2 separate regions of the Mus musculus genome follow, and region 2 is linked to region 1. The links are chromatin loops, found by intact Hi-C in ENCODE. Cell type or tissue: left cerebral cortex. All regions are shown on one strand. Each heading gives the region's core, and the rest is flanking DNA. Links, peaks and the distances in the headings are about the cores only. Region 1 holds the start of Septin5 (septin 5). Region 2 has its middle 19 kb from the start of Gm41429.

The links. A loop is a pair of places that touch in the nucleus more often than their neighbours do. Peaks named below come from ENCODE experiments on the same cell type or tissue, not always from the same donor. Only the 100,000 strongest peaks of a DNase experiment are listed, where the experiment ranks them.
Region 2: a loop joins it to region 1, with 6 times the contacts of the local background. A loop is called at or near these places in 25 of 42 quality-filtered maps.

Annotation. Positions count from the first base shown.
Region 1 is chr16:18,622,466-18,632,165 of GRCm38, reverse strand. Septin5 (septin 5) reads left to right here and starts at 2,228. Exons shown (of 12, transcript NM_213614.2): 1 at 2,228-2,358; 2 at 2,505-2,515; 3 at 6,725-6,821; 4 at 6,911-6,997; 5 at 7,234-7,357; 6 at 7,449-7,583; 7 at 7,702-7,819; 8 at 7,954-8,055; 9 at 8,749-8,845; 10 at 8,926-9,061; 11 at 9,149-9,251; 12 at 9,370-9,700. The coding sequence starts at 2,316. The coding sequence ends at 9,426. In left cerebral cortex, for the core only: CTCF peaks have their summits at 5,450 (motif pointing left) and 8,497; DNase peaks (open chromatin) are centred at 7,129, 7,800, 8,254, 8,414 and 8 more places; H3K4me3 peaks cover 6,401 bases; H3K27ac peaks cover 6,568 bases.
Region 2 is chr16:18,673,137-18,682,836 of GRCm38, reverse strand. It overlaps the pseudogene Rps2-ps7. Among named protein-coding and RNA genes, the nearest start is that of Gm41429, 19 kb to the left of the region's middle. In left cerebral cortex, for the core only: CTCF peaks have their summits at 3,503 (motif pointing left) and 4,358 (motif pointing right); a DNase peak (open chromatin) is centred at 4,372.

The DNA.
Region 1 (9,700 bases), core at 896-8,895:
TTCTGAAAAGTGAGCTATTTGTAGCCCCAGTTGCTTGAACAGATTTTTCTTGACATAGCTTATTTTTTTCACTCATTAACTTCTTTTCCTTATGAATTAAAAAAAAAAAGTAGCATTTCCCCCACGCAGAAGTCTTCTGTTTACTTCTCTTTGTACTACAGCCAGCTCTAGGACAGAAAAGCAAAGCAAGTGCCGCTGGAAGCCATAACGTCTTCAACAGGTAAACGCAGGTGTGCAAGTCCCCACCCTGCCACTCCTGCTGCCTCTCTGACCCTTGAGAGAGCCCATCAGAGACTGCTGTCTGTGCTTTCCCATGGGCAAAAGCCATACAGGAGTTTTGTTTAGACCTCAGCCCCTGGCTATTCCGGCCAGAGTCTATGACCTTTGTGACACTCACACTGTACACAAGGCAGACCTGGGGACGGGTCCTGCAAATCTGATAATGCCTTCATGGCCCATTTTCCTGACCTCAGCAATGTCCCCTGTGCATACAGTGTCTGTTGAGTCACAATTATTATTACTCCTCAGTACAGCATGGCAACCTCTTTCCTCTGTGAGCGACTTGAAGCCACCCCAGGACTCACAGTCATAGGTGACTAGAGTCCCAGGACAAGGGAGCAGATCCCAGCTCTCCCATAGGACTGAACAACTCAAGCTCCCCACAGATGTTTTCACATGTGGTACCAAGCCAGGTTGCCCCTAACTGCACCCTTCAAAGTCTATCTCTCAGGCCTCGGTGACACCCGCCCATTCACCTCCCACTGAGCATCTGACCAGCTGCACGTCTCCACAGCCGTTTTACCCAAGTCGAGGGCTCATCAGAATTGTTTTATAATTTATTCCTCTTCTATACACAAGCTTCTTTCCCCTCTCCTACACTTCCCTCCGGGCCAAGGCAGCCAAGCACAACCCCCTAACTAGAGGAGACCAGGAGTGTCCCTCCCATCAGTGCCCCAGGGAAGATACTTCCTTTTCCCCCCACTTTGTTTCTGCCGTTGGAGTGACAGTAACAGTCAGCTCAGGCTTAATGTCCTAGCTTTCCTTCGTGGGTTTCTCCAGACTCAGAACTGGCAAGCTCAGAAGTCCTGACATTGTGTTTCTGTCCCTGCCTCAGACTGCACATATTCCTCTAACAGAGTTCCAAATTCCCCCAAGAACGCCATGAAAAAAGTCACTGGTGAAGCCAAACCTAAGAGATGTGTAGACACTTTTACTTCTACATTGTTTTATACACAAAATGATTAGCACTTGATCACGTGTGAGTGCCCTCTCTAGATCCCAAAGATGCACCACAGTGTGTCATATGCCCCATCTGATCCTTAGGCTGTAGAAGAAAGATTTGGACAATGGAACATCCCTACCCTGGTCACAGACTCTCTGGTGAGGTTTAAGCCACCACCTGGGATGTGACAGTAACACAGAAGTTATTCACACCGTGGGTCACTTAGTCCTATCAACTTTTTGAAGATTCAGAGTCACAGCATCTTCATGCATAAATGTGGCTCTGAGCATGGACTTGTCTTTATGTGTCCCTCAGCCCCCTTCAACCCCTCTCCAGGGGGGTAGCTGGGGAGAGCACAGATCACAGAAAACCGGGACCAGAGCTGGAGCAAGGAGGGCTAAGGTGGCCTTCGGATTGTGTCCTTCTAGCCATACACCTCAAGTACTCCCATCTTACAACCACACCCTGCCTGCCGTGTGCTTTCCATCTTGCCCAGGCGTTTGTGTGTGTCCAGTGTAGAATGCCTAGCACCCAGCAGACTGCAGGAGAGCTCGGGTTCTGGACTTGTGCTCAATGTACCAAGGGTAGGGCTCCAGGTCTGCCCCTTCCAAATGCTTCTTGATGGGGTGAAAAAGGGGTCTTTATATCACCTGAACTCATTCATCGGCTGCATGAAGCACAGTCCTGGGACATGCTTTATAGAATGGCCACTCGATGGAAGGTCAGAGGCCCAGGAACCAACCGGCTTCCAGCGACAGCCAAGGGAGAACAGAGTCTAGGCCTGGGCTAGATGACAGGAAGGGGAGGGGGCGTTCCGGACGAAGCCGTGGGAATAGCCCGGCTGCACTCGCGCGGCCGGGAGAACCAAAGGCCTGGGGGGAACCACAGCGGGACGCCTCAGTCCCCGCCCCCACCGGCCTCTCCGGGTCGCGCGTGGGCGCGGCGGGCGCCGATTGGCTGGCGGGCGCGCGGGCGGGGCGGGTGGTGGCGGCGCGGAGGGGCGGGTCACCCCTCAGCCGGCCTCGGCCTCCACCGCTGGTCGCCGCGCCCCGCCCGCGCGCCCGCCGCCACACGTCCCCCGCCGGCGGCCACCATGAGCACAGGACTGCGGTACAAAAGCAAGCTGGCGACCCCAGGTGAGCCCAGAGCCTGTCCGCGTGCCCGCGCTCCTTTGTCCCCGCCGCCCGCCCGCCTCTCACCGTCTGTCTCCGTCTCTCCCCTGCCCGCCGGCCCGGACCCTCCCGGACCCGCCCGGACCCGGATCACGACCCGGACCATGCAGAGGACAAACAGGTACTGGCGTTGCGCCGCTCGGCCGGTGGTGAGATCGGACCGGCTGTCACCCATTGTGGCACCGATGCTGGTGGCGCCCAGGCGTGACCCCGCCCCCGCCGGCCGTCACCCAGTCCTTTGGCGTTAATCGATTGTCTGTAGGGGCAGCGCCGCTGCTCCTGGGGCTACGGAGGGGAAGTGTAGGCACTGCGCTTGGTTCCCTGACCTGTATAGCAGCGGCCTAGGCACCTCCCCAGAAAGGGAGGCTGGGATAAGGGCCTCTCTCCTCTAGTCCAGGGCCAGCATCCCCTTTTTAACCTGACCGGAAGGCCTCGTGCTGGGGGTCCTGGGTGAGGCTGTAGTTATGACAGGCCAGGAATGGGGGGGGGGGCCCACCAGTCTCCTGAGCAATACCATGGGGCCTCTGCTTCATGCCCATGCACCTTTGGGTGTCTCTCTTCTGTGCCTAAATTTATGCTCACTAGTCTTTGGCAGAGCATCTTCCAAGACCTGGAACTTGCAAGGCTCCCCATCTGAGTCATCCTAGCACTAGCCCTCCAAACCTTGAGTACAGCCAGGCTGTGGCCTTCCAGAGGGGGGCTAGCCTGATTTCCCCACCCCAGGGAAAGTACCAGCCTACCGGGTAACCTGTGAAAATCCAAAGGAGCTGAGGGTTGTGAAACCAGAGTGCTGTGGAAGTGGGTGACCAAAGGGATGTCCTCTGTGGCTTGAGCTAGGCCCTGTTTGAAGATGGGGTGGGGGAGGCCCAATTCTGACACCAGAAGGCTTCAGCAAGCCTTGCTGGGGATGGGTGTTCTCGCCTAGCATTGGACTCCAGAGTACTAGACCAGAGTACATCATCAGACAGAGCAAAAGCAGCTGGCAGATGGGGTGAGCCGGAGAGTCACAGTCTCCTGGCAGGGACATGCCCCGCCCAAGGCTGATGAGACTCACTGGGAGGGGCTCCCCCAGGAGAACTGCCTCCCCATCCCAGTAAGCCAGACAAAGCCCGATGGGGACACATGCTATTGTGTAAGGGAGAGGGGGGCCAGAGGCTAGGAAGGCAAGGACCTAGGCTTCTCCTGGGCCTCTGGAAGGTCTTCCAAGTCACCTGGCTGGGGTACTTGCTGCTTAGCACCATCCATGTTCTCCTGTCTGTTGCTGCTAGGATGGAGACCCCTCCCCCTTCCTGATGGAGTATGAGTCCTTCAGGCCTGCATCTGCCCATCCTCTGGTTAGCTAGGAGCCAGCCTTATGCCACTCCCTATCCCCAGGCCTGAAGGAAGAGAGCGCTGGGTGAAGGCAGATGGAGTGAGCCCCAGAACAGTGCTGGAGCTCTGGTGTCCGAGCTGGGACCTTGTGGGCCTGGGGGAACAGTGTGGAATACCTTGGTTCCCAATATGGCTGCACAGGGCCGGGCTTAACCAGGCCTCTTTCTGACTCTAACTGGGGGAGGGGGTAGAGCAGCAGTCTGGGTAGAAGGAGGTGTCTGTCTGCCCTTTGCACCCATATCTCTTCTCAGGCAGTGATGAGGACTTTGTTGGTTGTGCCTGCCGCTTCAGAGCCTAGTCATAATTCTAAGAATGGGAAGCCTCAACAGGCTCCTTCTCACGAAGAGGTGTGTTTTGCTGTGTATGGCTTCATATCCCTGAGGAATATTTGTTGAGCCTCTGGGACTAGAAAAAGGGGGTGCAAGGCTCCTCCCCTAGGGCTTCTCCAGGGAATACACAGGCTATGATGGCCTGCTTGGGTGATACTTAGACAGGCTGTTTGGCTGGGATGTCCCCTAAGCATGTACATTCCCAATGAACAAGTTGAAAGGCAGTCAGTCTAAGACCTACTAGGTCTGTTCAGCATCAGGGTATGGTTCAGCCAAGGGCATCTGTGTGCTCTTCCAGAGATGCCCGCCCTAGGTCGGAGATAGCAACCTGCCTAGGTGATGCTGGGCTGAGAGCTGTGTTTGCGGTGATTGGGGTGGAGTGGGGGGTGAGGGGGTGAGGGATAGGACTCAGTCTAAATGCTTCATGTAGGTCAGACAGGAACCAGTAGCCACTTTCTGGGAGCCAGAACTGGGAGGCTTCTTTTCAGCCCTGGGATGAATGGCTCTCCTGTTGCAGCTGTGGGCTCAGGCTCCTCCCCAGGTGCTAGTCACCCCGGGGGTGCCCATAGCAAGACCCAGGGTGGAGGCCCCTCCAGGAAGCTAAGACGGTGAGGCTTCATGGAGGAGGGGTGGTACCTGCATAGAGGAGGGAGGTCTCCTGGTCCTTTGCCCACTCTGGACAGTGGCTTGTCTAGTTTCTTGCAGCCTGGGGCTGGAGCTCTGATTCTGGTGGGGTTAGAAATGAGGACTGAGGAAAAGTTTGGTGGCTCACAGCCAATGGCTTCCCAATTCCTGGAACATCTGGTACCTAAAGTGTTGGCATGTTGTGGGCAGAAGTTTTGCCTAGCTGAGGGCTAGCTAAAGCTTCCAAGCTCTGAAGGAAGCCGGCCATCTGAACTCTGGCCACTGCATCCCAGGCACCCTTAATTTGTTTTTTTGAGATAGAGTCTATGTAGTCCTGACTGTCCTGGACTTCGCTATGTAGACCAGGCTGGCCCAAAACTCAGAGACATCCGCCTGCCTCTGCCTCTCAAGTGCTGAGATTAAAGACCTGTTCCCCTCACCCACAGCAGGGCTTAGTAGGGGAGATGCGCTCTGTCCTCAGTGCATATGAAGATGCCACGCGGGAAAGAATTTCCCCCAATCACCCGCATGTGCACAAACGCAGGGGGCGGGTAGGAAGGAGTGAGCCTCAAGGAGTGGGGAGGGGTGTGTCTGTGGGTAGTTTGGTTGCCGAGGCATGCATGGTTCAGGGTTTTCGGGTGAAGAGCAAGGAGAGGAAGGTGTTGGCTGGGGCCGCTTCCCCCGCGGTTGCATGTGAGTCCGGAGCGTTCCGCAGCGCCCTCTTGTGGGCGGCAGCGGCGCGACGTCCCAGAGGCAGAGTTCCACGACCGCAGACACCTCGCCGCCCGCCTACGGACGGTCCGGACGCGGCCTCGGGTGCCACGGCTGCGCTCCGGCTCCACGCGGCGCCCCCGCCCGAGCGCCTCGGTCGGGCCCTGCCCATCGCAGCCGTTTTCTCGAGGCTCCGCCTGCGGCCCAATTTCCAGGCGACCGTTTCCCGGCGACGGCGGGCGGGGCGGTCCCCTCCGCCGCTGCCGTGGGCCCGCGAAGCCCCGCCTCGTGCTCGCACTGGAGCCGCTGCTGAGCCTCGACGCGGCCACAGCCCGCGCCCCCCGCGCAGAGGCAAGGGAATGGCTCGCAGGACTTCTGAGGTCAGCGGCCTACCAGGTGGGCGACGCTCCCTCTCCGGGGCTCAGTTTTCGCGTCTTCAAAACCCGAGGCAGAAGAGGGCTTAAGAGCAGATTTACCCAGCGCAAATCGCTCGAGATCGCTGGCCCCGACAGGCCTGACCCTGGTGTAGGGTCTGAACGAGGCCGTCAGGGCCCGCGGGGTCACCACGATGGACTCACTGGCAGCACCCCAGGACCGCCTGGTGGAGCAGCTGCTGTCGCCGCGCACCCAGGCCCAGAGGCGACTGAAGGTGTGTGTGTGTGTGTCTGTGTGTGTAGAGAGAGGGTGGAATCTGGGTCATGTATTCAGTCTTGCTTGGCCAAGACCCTCCGGCTACCACAGAAGGTGGCGGGGGGCTCCCAGGGCAGATGTCCACTGGGGATAGGTGCAGGCAACACAGACCTTTGGCGGGGGAGGCTCGGTACCGCAGTCTATAAATAGCCCTCGCTCCGATGCTGCTTCAGGAACCACCACCCCCAAGCTTGGATCTGGGCCAGACAAGCCACCCACCTTTGGATACTCCGGGGATGAATTTGTGCTGAGGTCTGGCTATTTCCACCCATAGAGGTCCTTGGATGTGTCTGAGGGGTCTCAGTGGGTCCCACCACCCACCTCAGAGGATGCTCCTGTGGGGCTGACATTCCTCATTCCCCACCCCCCAGTCTTGGGGTTCTGCTGAAGCTGGAGTGGGGTGCCTTTTCCTGCTACCCCCTCACATACCTTCCTCCTTCCAGCCTCTGCTTACAGAGTCCTCACTCCATTTTTGTTGACAAAATGACCCTTGCTAGGGGCTGTGCTTTCTGCTCGTCTGAGCAACATAAGAGATAGGGCCTTGGGCTTCCACCGGGAGATAAGGATATGCCACTGACCTGCCCCCCAACCACCCCTGCCCTCAGGACATCGACAAGCAGTACGTTGGCTTCGCCACACTGCCCAACCAGGTGCACCGCAAGTCCGTCAAGAAAGGTTTCGACTTCACGCTCATGGTGGCCGGTGAGTGGCCAAACTTCTAGGTGGAGCCCCGTGGGCCAGACTGTCTCAGCCCCAGTCTAATCCAGCTCTTTGACTGTTCCTATGGCCAGGTGAGTCCGGCCTGGGGAAGTCCACCCTTGTCCATAGCCTCTTTCTGACCGACCTGTATAAGGACCGGAAACTGCTGAGTGCTGAGGGTGAGTAGCCTTCATGAAGTCACCGATCCACTGGCCCCTGCCTTGAGAAACCTCAGAGGGCACCCACACTCTGCCTGAGGCAAGGACCCCTGACTGGGGATGAGGAGGAGTGGCCCGGAGTATACATTCAGACAGAGACTGAAGCCAAGGCACCAGGGTGGGTAAGGACAGGGCGCCTTGCTGCCCAGAGAAAAGGTGGCGATAGCCTGCAAACACTCCCTCCCTTGCCTCTGCAGAACGCATCAACCAGACGGTAGAGATCCTGAAACACACCGTCGACATTGAGGAGAAGGGGGTCAAGTTAAAGCTCACCATTGTGGACACGCCCGGCTTTGGGGACGCGGTGAACAACTCTGAATGGTGAGGAACGGGACCCCCTGCCCCCAAGTGCCATGACCTAGCAGGCAGCTCTGGGCGCTAGCTAGCTTCCTTCTCCCTCCTGCGCCTCTAGTTGGAAGCCCATCACTGACTATGTGGACCAGCAGTTTGAGCAGTATTTCCGTGATGAGAGTGGCCTGAACCGCAAGAACATCCAGGACAACCGGGTACACTGCTGCCTGTACTTCATCTCCCCGTTCGGACACGGGTGTGTGGCCGTCCTGGTGCCTGGGCTCAGGGTGGATGTTCCTGTCACTGCATCACTGCCCCCTCCCCCCAGCAATGCCCACCCTACTCTCTCTCTCTCTCTCTCTCTCTCTCTCCAGACTGAGGCCAGTGGATGTAGGCTTCATGAAGGCACTGCATGAGAAGGTGAACATCGTCCCACTCATCGCCAAAGCTGACTGCCTGGTGCCCAGTGAGATCCGGAAGCTGAAGGACAGAGTGAGTCTTCTGTAGCTAGCCAAGGGGCCTGGCCAAAAACTCCAGGGGAGCTGGCCCATGCCAAGTCAAGTGCTCTCTCTCTCTCTCTCTCTCTCTCTCTCTCTCTCTCTCTCTCTCTCTCTCGCCTGCTGCAGATACGTGAGGAGATCGACAAGTTTGGGATCCACGTGTACCAGTTTCCAGAATGTGATTCGGATGAAGATGAAGACTTCAAGCAACAGGACCGGGAACTGAAGGTGAGCATGTAACCAGGAGGGGCGGGGCAAGGAGGTAGCTGGGGCAGAGTATTGGAGGCCACGCAAACCCCGGGGGTGGGGGCTGAGCACCCAGGAGGTGCAACATGATGAGAGCAGGGGTCATTTGCTCACCGAAAAGAGGGTCTGTGCTCAGTCTCAAGGGTTACAGGATAAGGAAATCCCTGGTACCCCTGTCTGGTCTGTGGCGGGTCATGTGACCCTCCCCTGGGTGTTTACTTGAGCACTTATGGGTACCATTCTCACCTGCTTTCCAAGAATCAGCCCAGTGGCCCAGAGATGTGGCAAGTTCTAGTATCCGAGATAGAGAGCTCCAGAGGGTGGTGGCTTTGAATACCCCAGAGGCCAGAGAGGTTGTGACAGAGAGCTAAGCCAGGAACTAGGGCCTTTGGGCCAGAAGCAGATGGCAGCGCCATCTACCAGTAAGCATGGTCTTGGCTTTGACTTGAACCGTGGAGGAAGCTCCTGGAAGCATCCAGTGCCAGAGAAGTGCCTGGCGTTGTGGCAGAAACCCCAAGGCCTTTAGCCCCACAGGCTTTGTGGCTTTTGTGGGTAGCAAAGACACCCACAGAGGGACCATGCCATGGGAGGGGGATGATGGCAGTGCTGGAATGGCCTCTGAGCCAGCTGCTCTTACAGACTAGGCTGGGCTGGGTCCTTGCTCCCCTTCCCCAGGAAAGTGCACCCTTCGCCGTTATTGGCAGCAACACTGTGGTGGAGGCCAAGGGGCAGCGGGTCCGGGGGCGACTGTACCCCTGGGGGATCGTCGAAGGTGAGATGAGGCAGGAGGCTGGGTGAGGGGTGGGTGGCTCCCCTAGACTGACACCGACTCATCGTCGATCCTGCCCACAGTGGAGAATCAGGCGCACTGCGACTTTGTGAAGCTCCGCAACATGCTCATCCGCACTCACATGCACGACCTCAAAGATGTGACGTGCGACGTGCACTATGAGAACTACCGTGCCCACTGCATCCAGCAGATGACCAGGTGGGCCACCCGCACCAGTAGCAGGCCAGGCGGCTCCCACCCTCCTAACCCGAACCTCCCAACAAGCACAGCCCTCTCATTCCACAGCAAACTCACCCAGGACAGCCGCATGGAGAGCCCCATTCCTATCCTCCCACTACCCACACCGGATGCGGAGACCGAGAAGCTCATCAGGATGAAGGATGAAGAGGTGGGTGGATATCAGGAGTAGGGCCGAGATTGTGAACAGGGTAGGGAGGAGAAGCAGAGGGCAGAGCTACAGCTCTCCTGCCTTTTCTCACTCTGACTTGGGTCGCCCCCACCACCAGCTAAGGCGCATGCAGGAGATGTTGCAGAAGATGAAGCAGCAAATGCAAGACCAGTGACACCCGCCCCAGCCCCACGTCGTCGACAAGGATAGACGGCCGGTTTCCGGGCTGGCCCCTCCTACCCCTGGATCCCAGACTGTCCTGGATTCCACCCTGGGTTCATCTGGATCTCAGAAGGCCTGGACCTCACCCTAATCCAAAGTGGCTTTGACCAGACTGTTCAGACCTGGAGCCACAGAGCCACAGCCCCCAGATGACCCTAATTTATTCTCGGCGTCCACCCTTCCCGGTCATTTGTATCTGCTTCCGAGTGCTCTGAATCACAGCCCCT
Region 2 (9,700 bases), core at 555-8,554, 51 kb before region 1:
CTTTGATGCAGGCACAGAGCAACAGGGTCAAATGAACATGGACTGGGACCTCAGAAGCTACAAGTCAAAAGGAAAGGAAGAAAGAAAGAAAGAAAGAAAGAAAGGAAGGAAGGAAGGAAGGAAGGAAGGAAGGAAGGAAGAAAGAAAGAAAGAAAGAAAGAAAGAAAGAAAGAAAGAAAGAAAGAAAGAAAGAAAGAAAGAAAGGAAGGAAGGTTGCCACCATTTCCTGTCAGGTGCTCACTACCTGACAGGTAACGGTAGCAGGGCAATTAAGCCCTTGCTAGGTCCCTGGGAGGAGCCTAGTGGAATCACTGTAAACTAACAACCAGCACCCATCGCTCTCGGCCTCCTCACAGTGAGTAAGATGTGACCGGCTGCCTCACATTCCTGCGGTCATACTTCCCTGTCAAGATGGACTGAGCCCTTGCACCACACGGTGGGAATATAGACCTTCCTCGCCGAGGTTGTGTCTGTTGGGTATTTTGTCATAGCAACAGAAAAACTAACTGATACGGCTCTCACCTACGATTGAGTCTCCATTCTCCAGCCTCTAATATGTGATGACAGAAGGGAACATTAAAAGGACCATGTGGGCTTCTTCTTCTTCGGGAAAACACCAAATGGCGGATGACGCAGGTGCAGCGGGAGGGCCCGGAGGACCCGTAGGCCCAGGATTAGGAGGCCGCGGCGGCTTCCGCGGAGGATTCGGCAGCGGTCTAGGGGCCGCGGTCGTGGCCCGAGGCCGTGGCCGTGGTCGAGGCCGCGGGGCTCGTGGAGGTAAAGCTGAAGACAAGGAGTGGATCCCCGTTACCAAGCTGGGCCGCCTTGTTAAGGACATGAAGATCAAGTCCTTGGAGGAGATCTACCTGTTCTCCCTGCCTATTAAGGAGTCTGAGATCATTGACTTCTTCCTGGGTGCGTCCCTAAAGGATGAGGTTCTGAAAATCATGCCAGTGCAGAAGCAGACTAGGACTGGCCAGCGGACCAGGTTCAAGGCTTTCGTCGCTATTGGGGACTACAATGGTCACATTGGTCTTGGTGTTAAGTGCTCCAAGGAGGTTGCCACTGCCATCCGAGGGGCCATCATCTTGGCCAAGCTTTCCATCGTCCCTGTGCGGAGAGGCTACTGGGGGAACAAGATTGGCAAGCCCCCACACTGTTCCATGCAAGGTGACAGGCCGCTGTGGCTCTGTGCTGGTGCGTCTCATCCCTGTCCCCAGAGGCACTGGCATTGTCTCTGCTCCTGTGCCCAAGAAGCTCCTGATGATGGCTGGTATAGATGACTGCTACACTTCAGCCAGAGGCTGCACTGCCACCCTGGGCAACTTTGCTAAGGCCACGTTTGATGCCATCTCCAAGACTTACAGCTACCTGACCCCCGACCTCTGGAAAGAGACTATGTTCACCAAGTCTCCTTATCAGGAATTCACTGATCATCTTGTGAAAACCCACACCAGAGTCTCTGTTCAGAGGACCCAGGCTCCAGCTGTGGCTACCACATAAGGGTTTTTATACAAGAAAAATAAAAGAATTAAGTCTGCTTTAAAAAAAAAAAAAAAGGACCATGTGGCAGTGAGTAGTTAGTTCACTCTGGTCTCCCGGTGGGTCACACGTGCTCTGCACCTGCCCAAAAGCTATAGATTCACGAATGAAACACACACATACACACACACACACACCCTTTATATTTTGATATGCCTTGACTAGCTCAATGGCAGGGCACTTCCAAACCTCCCTGCAGCTCACACACATTCCCCTCCAGTATTCTTGAAAGTAATACTTGTTAAATCTATACTTTATCTCTGCTGCTCCAGACTTAATCAGGGGAGTGGCCCCTGGGACACTGAAAATGTTTTTTGTTTTTTGTTCTTGTTGTTGTTTTTGTTTGTTTGTTTGTTTGTTTTGTTTTTTGTTTTTTGAGTAACACAATTAGCATTAGAACACAAGCCATTACAGGACCAAGTTACACAGCATGTTCCAGGTTGAACAGCATGTTCCAGAATTCATAGCATGTTCAGGCAGGAAGAACCAGGGACCAGAAACCTTCCCCTCCCAATGAGAGGGAGAGACCCTGTGTGTTGAGCTCATTCTCCAGTGGAGGCCAAGAAAAGCAAAAGTGAAAGATACTTGTGATCTTAGGAAGTGTATTGGTTTTCCACTGCTGTGTAACAAACAGAACAACGTACTGCAGCATGAATGTAAAATGTCCCTTCAGGATCTGTTGCTGAGGAATTGGGAGATGGTGGAACCTTTTGGAGGTGGGGCCTAGTTGGAGGACCTTAGGGCTTTGGGGCATGCCTTTTGAGGAGATACTGGGAGGCTGGCCTCTCCTCTCTCTTTGCTTCTGGACCATGAAGTGAATGGCTTCCTTCATTATACATCCTGCTGTGACACTCTGCTTTGATGCAGGCACAGAGCAACAGGGTCAAATGAACATGGACTGGGACCTCAGAAGCTACAAGTCAAAACAAACCTTTAAACTGGTCCTCTTAAGTATTTTGTCACAGAACACACACACACACAGAGACAGACAGACACACCCCACAATGATCTCATTGTTTCAGGAGATCAAGAGTTCATGAGTGAATAACTTCTGCTTTCTTATACAGCACAGAAGGGAAACTATGGTTGACAGCAGCAAGTCATTTGAATGGTATAGTAGAAAGGGTTCTTGAATGTTCCCAACACAAGAAGATGATAATCGTTTGAGGAGTTGAAGGTGCTGGCTACCCTCATCTGATGGGGGTAATTGTGTGTGGAAGCATCACGTTGCATCACAAATACATAAAATTATTGAGTAAAAATTCACATGGGGTTGGAGAGGTGACTCCACGGGTTTCATGGTGCTTGCTGTGAAAGCAAGAGGACATGAGTTCAAATCCCCGGCACCCAAATAAACCAGGGCAGGACCCCATGAGATTTTCTTGGATCGTGGAAGCTTGATGATCAGTCAACCTAGTCAAAACAGCAAGCTTCAGGCTAAGTGAGAGACATACCAACCAACCAACCAACCAACCAATCAAACAAACAAACAAACAAAACAAACAAAGTGGAAAGTGTCAGAGAAAGACACACAGCATCTTTTTCCAGTCTCTGTGTGCAGGTGCAGGCACATGCGTACCATCTCCCAAACACAATAATTCTGAGCCAGGCATGGTAGCACACACCTGTAATCCCAACACTTGGAAGGCCAAGGAGGGAGGATTGCCATGAACTTAAGGTATACTTGGGCTACATGATGATATCTGTCTAAAAATAAAGCAGTTTAAAAAAATTTTAATTGGATGATAATTGAGTTGAATCCTATAGGTAAGTGCTCTACTACCGAGCTATAGCTCCAGCCATCCGTCCCTGTGTCCCAAAAGCCTACAAACCTGTGACCAAGCCTGTGATCTCATCAGCAGGCTCATCTGGCTGAAAATACACCCCCATGTTCTCTGTGCAACACCTGGCAGGGTGTACTTCTTTGGGAAGTTCACGACTTTTGTAACTGCATTCTGGGGATCTGACGCCCTCTTTTGGCCTCTGCAGGCACTGCATCTATGGTGTACATAAGTACATATATCCCAAAACACTCAGGCAAAACACTCATACACGTGACATGAAAATATCTATTTATCTGCTTATCTACCTACCTACCTATCTATCTATCTCTCCTTTTGATTTTTGAGACAGGGTCTCACTCTGTAACTTTGGCTGTCCTGGAAATCACTACATAGACCAAGCTGGCTTTTCCTATAAGATCTCTCTGAGGAGAACATACAGGGGACCTTCACTCAGTCTTAGAGTTTGTCTGTCTGGGTGATAGTGTCTTGAGCAGATTAGTTTTATCCACTGAATAAAGAAGTAAAAGTCAGGAAGAAAATATCAACACTGTGACCCTTCTATCAGGTCAGGTGGGTAAGGACTATTCCAGAAGTTTGTTGTTGTCGTTATCTGTCTCGTCTGTCAGCCAGTCATGGATCTTTCTTGATCTGAGCCCCTCAATAGGATTCCAGATGCTGAGAACCCTGTCTTCCTTTCCTTCGTTTGTGTTGTTTGTTTGTTTGTTTGTTTGTTTGGATAAAGTCCTATGTAGCCCAGGCAGCTGGGACTTAGAGCCTCACACCACTTCCCAACGAAGTACATCTTGCCAGGTGTGGGTCTGGGAACTGAACTCTGGTCCTTCGAGTGCAGCACGTGCTCTTACCCACTGAGCTCCAGCCCACAACATGATATAATTTTTGAAAATTTATGCATCGTTAGTTACAGGAATTTTTGAGCTATGGGTGTCTGAAACTGAAGGTCGCTAGACTCTTGCACTCCAGTCTTCTCTGAAAGCGGCCTTGGGGCGTGCCCAAGCCTGCTTGGCAACTAGGCTCTGCCACCAGGGGGCACTGCTTGCTACCGATCATAGACAAAAATAGCCAAGAAACATTTGTCAAACCAAAGGGCCAGGAGGGAGAGACTTTAACATCACAAAAGACCTCTAATTCAGGTAACACCACAGACCCCTCCATCTGTCCAACTAATGGTCCCGGGAACACCCAGGTGCCTACCCTTCGGAAGCTTTAAGAGGTAACCCAAACCCTCTACTGTGAGCACCAGGAGGCTGTCAACTCTACAAACAGGGCAGTATGCTGTCCTAGAAAGCTGTGGGGAGACCAGACTCATTCGCTGCTGTGGTTTGGGTGTGGTCTGTCCTCTAAAAAGTTACATGTTGACAACTTGATTCCCAATGTGGAGATGTGGAACAAAAAATTCAACCACTAAATAGAAACTATTAACCCCCTGAATCAATACAGTTCTCGAGTGAGCCCAGTCAGCCCAGTGATTTCACCTTCCACATGCTGCTCCGGGATGTAATGTGGCAGGGAGGCTCTCACCAGGCCCAGAATCGTGCTGTGTAGACGTTCAGCCTCCTAGTGGTGAGCTACATTAGCCTCTTTTGACGTCGGTCCAGGCATGGTGGAGCGAGCACTCCTTAAATCCAGAACTGGTCAAGGCAGAGGCAGCAGATCTCTGTGAGTTTGAGGCCAGCTTGGCCTACAAAGTGAATCCAGAATAGCCAAGGTTCTGTTACACAGAAAAACCCTGACTCAAAAAACAAAACCAAAAGAATTTATTTATTATTGTTGTGTTTATATGAGTATGGACACATGTGTGCGATGCCAAAGTACCTTGTATGGCATAGAAGCCAACTTTCTTTTTTTTTTAATTTTTATTAGGTATTTTCTTCATTTACATTTCCAGTGCTATCCCAAAAGTCCCCCATAACCCCCCCCCCCACTCCCCTACCCACCCACTCCCACTTCTTGACCCTGGCGTTCCCCTGTACTGAAGGAGCCAACTTTCAAGATCTGGTTTTCTCTTTACACTGTGGGTTACAGAGCTCAAACTTGAGTCTCCATGCTTGCACAGAAAACATTTGTATCCATTGAGTCTGCTAAATATGTATATATGTAATTTTTTTCTGTGAGTGCTTCATTATGGTACCAAGACCCAGACTAGAAGCTGGGAAAGTAGAGTAGTACAGAAGGTGCTTACCTTATGAGCATGCAGACTTGAGTTTGAATGACTCCAAACCAAAGTAAAAAGCCAGGCGTGGGGACACACATCTATAAAGGAGCGTTAGGGCAGGGACAGGAGCAGAATCCCTGAACTTACTGGCAAGATACTCTGTCTCAAAAGCAGTAGATCTCCTGAGGACAGTACCAAAGGTTGATCTCTGTCCTCCACTTGCACCCACACATACACTTGCATGTGCATTCCCACACGTTCATACACATGTGCACACACATACATGTATTTTTAAGACTGACATTACAACTTGATATGCCCTGTTTCTGGGGTGAGAAATGTCAGAGAGGTCAGAGTGAGTCTTGTGGCAAGAAGCCACTCCAGCGAGGAAGTAGTCATCAGAAGCCACGGTTGAGTTACCTTACCCCAATAAATGTGGGGGCTCTCCTATGGGGTATAAATGGAGACTCTGGGAATCTGGACTTTACTTTGAAGTTGCAGTACCAGAAACACACATACACACACAAATACACATACACACACACATACACATATATACAGACACTCATACACACATACACATACATACACTCACACATATGCACACACATGCACACATACATGCATACATACACACTTACAATTTTTTAATGGAGCAGAAAGAAGTATTTGAAGTGATAACTGGTTTTTTTAATATTTATTTATTATTATACATAAGTACACTGTAGCTATATTCAGATGTGTCAGAAGAGGGCGTCAGATCTCATTACGGATGGTTGTGAGCCACCATGTGGTTGCTAGGATTTGAACTCAGGACCTTCAGAAGAGCAGGCAGTGCTTTTACCCACTGAGCCATCTCACCAGCCCCAATAACTGTGTTTTGACCTTGACTATGGTAGTGGCTCATGGGCACACACAGTCAGTCCTTGCTATCCTCTGGGGACTGGAGTGAGAAATGATTTTTTTTCTATCAAAGCTGGTTAGCCCAACAGGGGCCCCTATTTCCTGAACCTATGTTCCTTTCCTTTTGTGCCAAGTATCCAATCTTATTAGCTTATGGAATCAACCTCCCATGAGTGAGATGAGATATGTCAGGGATAAAAGACAGAGGTCATTTTGGCAGGTATATTCGCTAACCTGGTTTGGATAATGGGGCATCCTTTCTGGAAAAAAGTAATTTGCTTTGCCAAATTATTTTTGCTTGGTTTGTGTATTCCTTTGTGTGATATCAAGATTTTTCTCAACAGTTGAGTCAGGACTCCTTGAAAATACCCAACCCCACAGATGTTGCACTTTCTTTGAAATGACAGTGTTTGCAGAGAAACCTCCACATCTACCCTCTGGTGTCTTTGGACCCTTTTTTTCCCACTTAGAACAACTGACACTGTGTGTCTACAGTGGCTGGATTGTTAATGGAACAGCAGGAAAATGTCTGCAAGGTTCAGTATAGAAACAGTCCTATAAATCTCAATGCAGAACTGTGTATATGAGGGCCAACTATATGCACACATGTTGAAACTATGCAAGTCTGACAATGTGAGTTCAAACCCCACATCTGCAAAGGAAGACGAGAACTAGCTTCTGAAAGTTGTCCTCTGGCCTCTCTACGTGCACATAAAGTACACACCTCGGTGTCTGTCTCTGCATCTGTCTCTCTCAATAATAAATAAACAAAAGGAAGTTCATATAAGAACTAGAGTTTTAGATCATTAAATTTTCTTGGGTCTTGCCCAGTGAAATAGCACATGTCTGTCAACCCAGAGTTTAGGTGGCAAAGCCATTGGTCAGTGAACCTCTGGGAGTTCTAGGCCAATTAGGACTTCATGGTGAGACCATGTCTCAAAAGTCAATAAGAATAATTCCCGGGTCTGAAATTGAAGTTTCTGTGGGGAACAGGCCTGACACCTAAGCCGGCAGTGAGGCAGCAGAAGTGGTGGAATGCTCCCTCACATTAAAACAGACGTCGTGCCGGGTGTGGTGGCGCACGCCTTTAATCCCAGCACTCGGGAGGCAGAGGCAGGCAGATTTCTGGGTTAGAGGACAGCCTGGTCTACAGAGTGAGTTCCAGGACAGCCAAGGCTATATAGAGAAACCCTGTCTCGAAAAACCAAAAAAAAAAAAAAAAAAAAAAAAAAAAAAAAGACGTCATTAAAATGCTGCAAGAGATAAAAAGGCAACATCACAAAGAGAACATGCAACAGCAAAGAGACATAATGGAAGGCTTTCCGAAATCAAGAGATGAAACGGAAACTCATAGGTGGACTCAAACAGAAGGGAGAGGAGAGGAGATAGGAATCCATGAACATGGGAGCAAGAGGAATTAGCCAGGGAGGCAAGATGAGGAAGAGAGGAAGTAGAAGAGGAAGGGATCGAGGAGGAGGAAGAACAGGGAGAGGCTCGGGGATGCTTGTATCCTTGGCAACTTGGAAGAAAAGACAGCAGACCCAGCTTAGAAAGTCAAAACAGAGATGATGGTTTCAAAACTCTCCAATATGGCAACAGTCATAAACCTACAGAGGAAATTCACAGAATCTGAAACAAAATAAAGAGAAATCTGCACTAATGCACAGCACACTTAAACTTCTAAAAACTAAAGACAGGGTCTGGAGAGATGACCCAGTGGTTAAGAGCACTTGATGCTCCTGCAGAGGACCACACTTCCACTCCCAGCCCACACAGAGGCTCACAACCATGCATAATTCTAGTTCCAGGGGATCCAACGGCCTCTTCTGGTCTCCATAGACACCAGGCACACACATGATGCACAGACAGGCAAAATACTAACACCCCTAAAATAAAATAAACAAAAAAAAAAATAAAATAACTAAAGACAAAGAGGAAAAGAATCCTTTAAACACCCAGAGTAGACAGTCAATTTGCATCACGGCAGCTTCCTGAGAAACAAAGATCACAATAGCTTTCAAGGAAAAAAAAATCAAAACCTATGGACTCAGGTGACTACTCAAGGGCAATGTCCTTCAGGAATAAGGGAACCAGAGCATTCTCAAAGGAAGGAATATGTTACCAGACGACCATTTCAGGTAGGAAAGGCTGAAGGAAGGAAACAATAAGATAAGGAAAGCAAGAAGACACCATACCCTCCTGTGGTGAATTGGATAGGTATGGCCCAAAAGACTCATGTATTTGATGCTTAGCCATAGGGGGTGGCAGGCACTATTAGGAGGTGTGTCTTGCTGGAGGAAGTGGGGCCAGCTTTGAGGTCTGCTATGTTCAAGCTGCACCCAGTGTGACACACAGTCTCCTTCTGTTGCCCTTGGATCAAGATGATCTCAGCTTCTCCAGCACTACATCTGCCTGCTTGCTGCCATGCTTCTCGCCGTAACAATAATGGGGTGACCTTCTGAAACTGTAAGGCAGCCCCAATTACGTGTTTTCCTTCCTAAGACTTGCCTTGGTCATGGTGTCTCTTCACAGTAAGAAACCCAAACTAAAACACCTTCTCCTGCCGCAGTGTCCAGTGACATCATACCCTCCTAGTGCTGCAGTGTCTAGTGACATTACACCGTTCCTAAGGCTGAAGGAAAGTCACTCTACTGTAATTTGGGTCTTTGTCCTCCTAAGGTGCATTACTAAAGGACAGCCCTGGCCTATGGCACTACTGGAAGCTGGCAGAAACTTTAAGAAGTAAGACTCACTTGGAGGTATTTAGTCCACTCGTGGTGTGCCCTTGAAGGGGAAATTGAGGCCTTTCCCCCCTCCTGACTCTTTTCACTTCCCAGATACCAGTCATAAGGTGAGTGGTCTTGCAATAGCATATACTTTGACCGTGATTCAGGACAACCAAGTATAGACTGAGAACTCTGAATCCATGAGCTAAATAAGCCTTTGTTTCTTAGAAGTTAGTTATCTCATATGTTGTCATAGTAACAGTAACAGAAATCTGTCTAATACAATTTATACAACTATAAATATTTGTGTAACTGGTTACTGTGTGTCAGTTGTGATGCTGGTGAAACAGGTCATACTGTCAACAAACTTACAGCCCAGAAATCACATACGAAACACAAAACTGATGTGAGAAGAATGACTGTTACTGCTTTGGGGAGTTACTATGTTACATGTTTTGCCACTTGAGAAAACATTTCTCTCACTTGTTAAAAATGGAAAACTTGCTGCATCAGGGCAAGCTGGCACACGCCCTTAATCTCAGCACCCAGAGGCAGAGGCAAGTGGTTCTCTG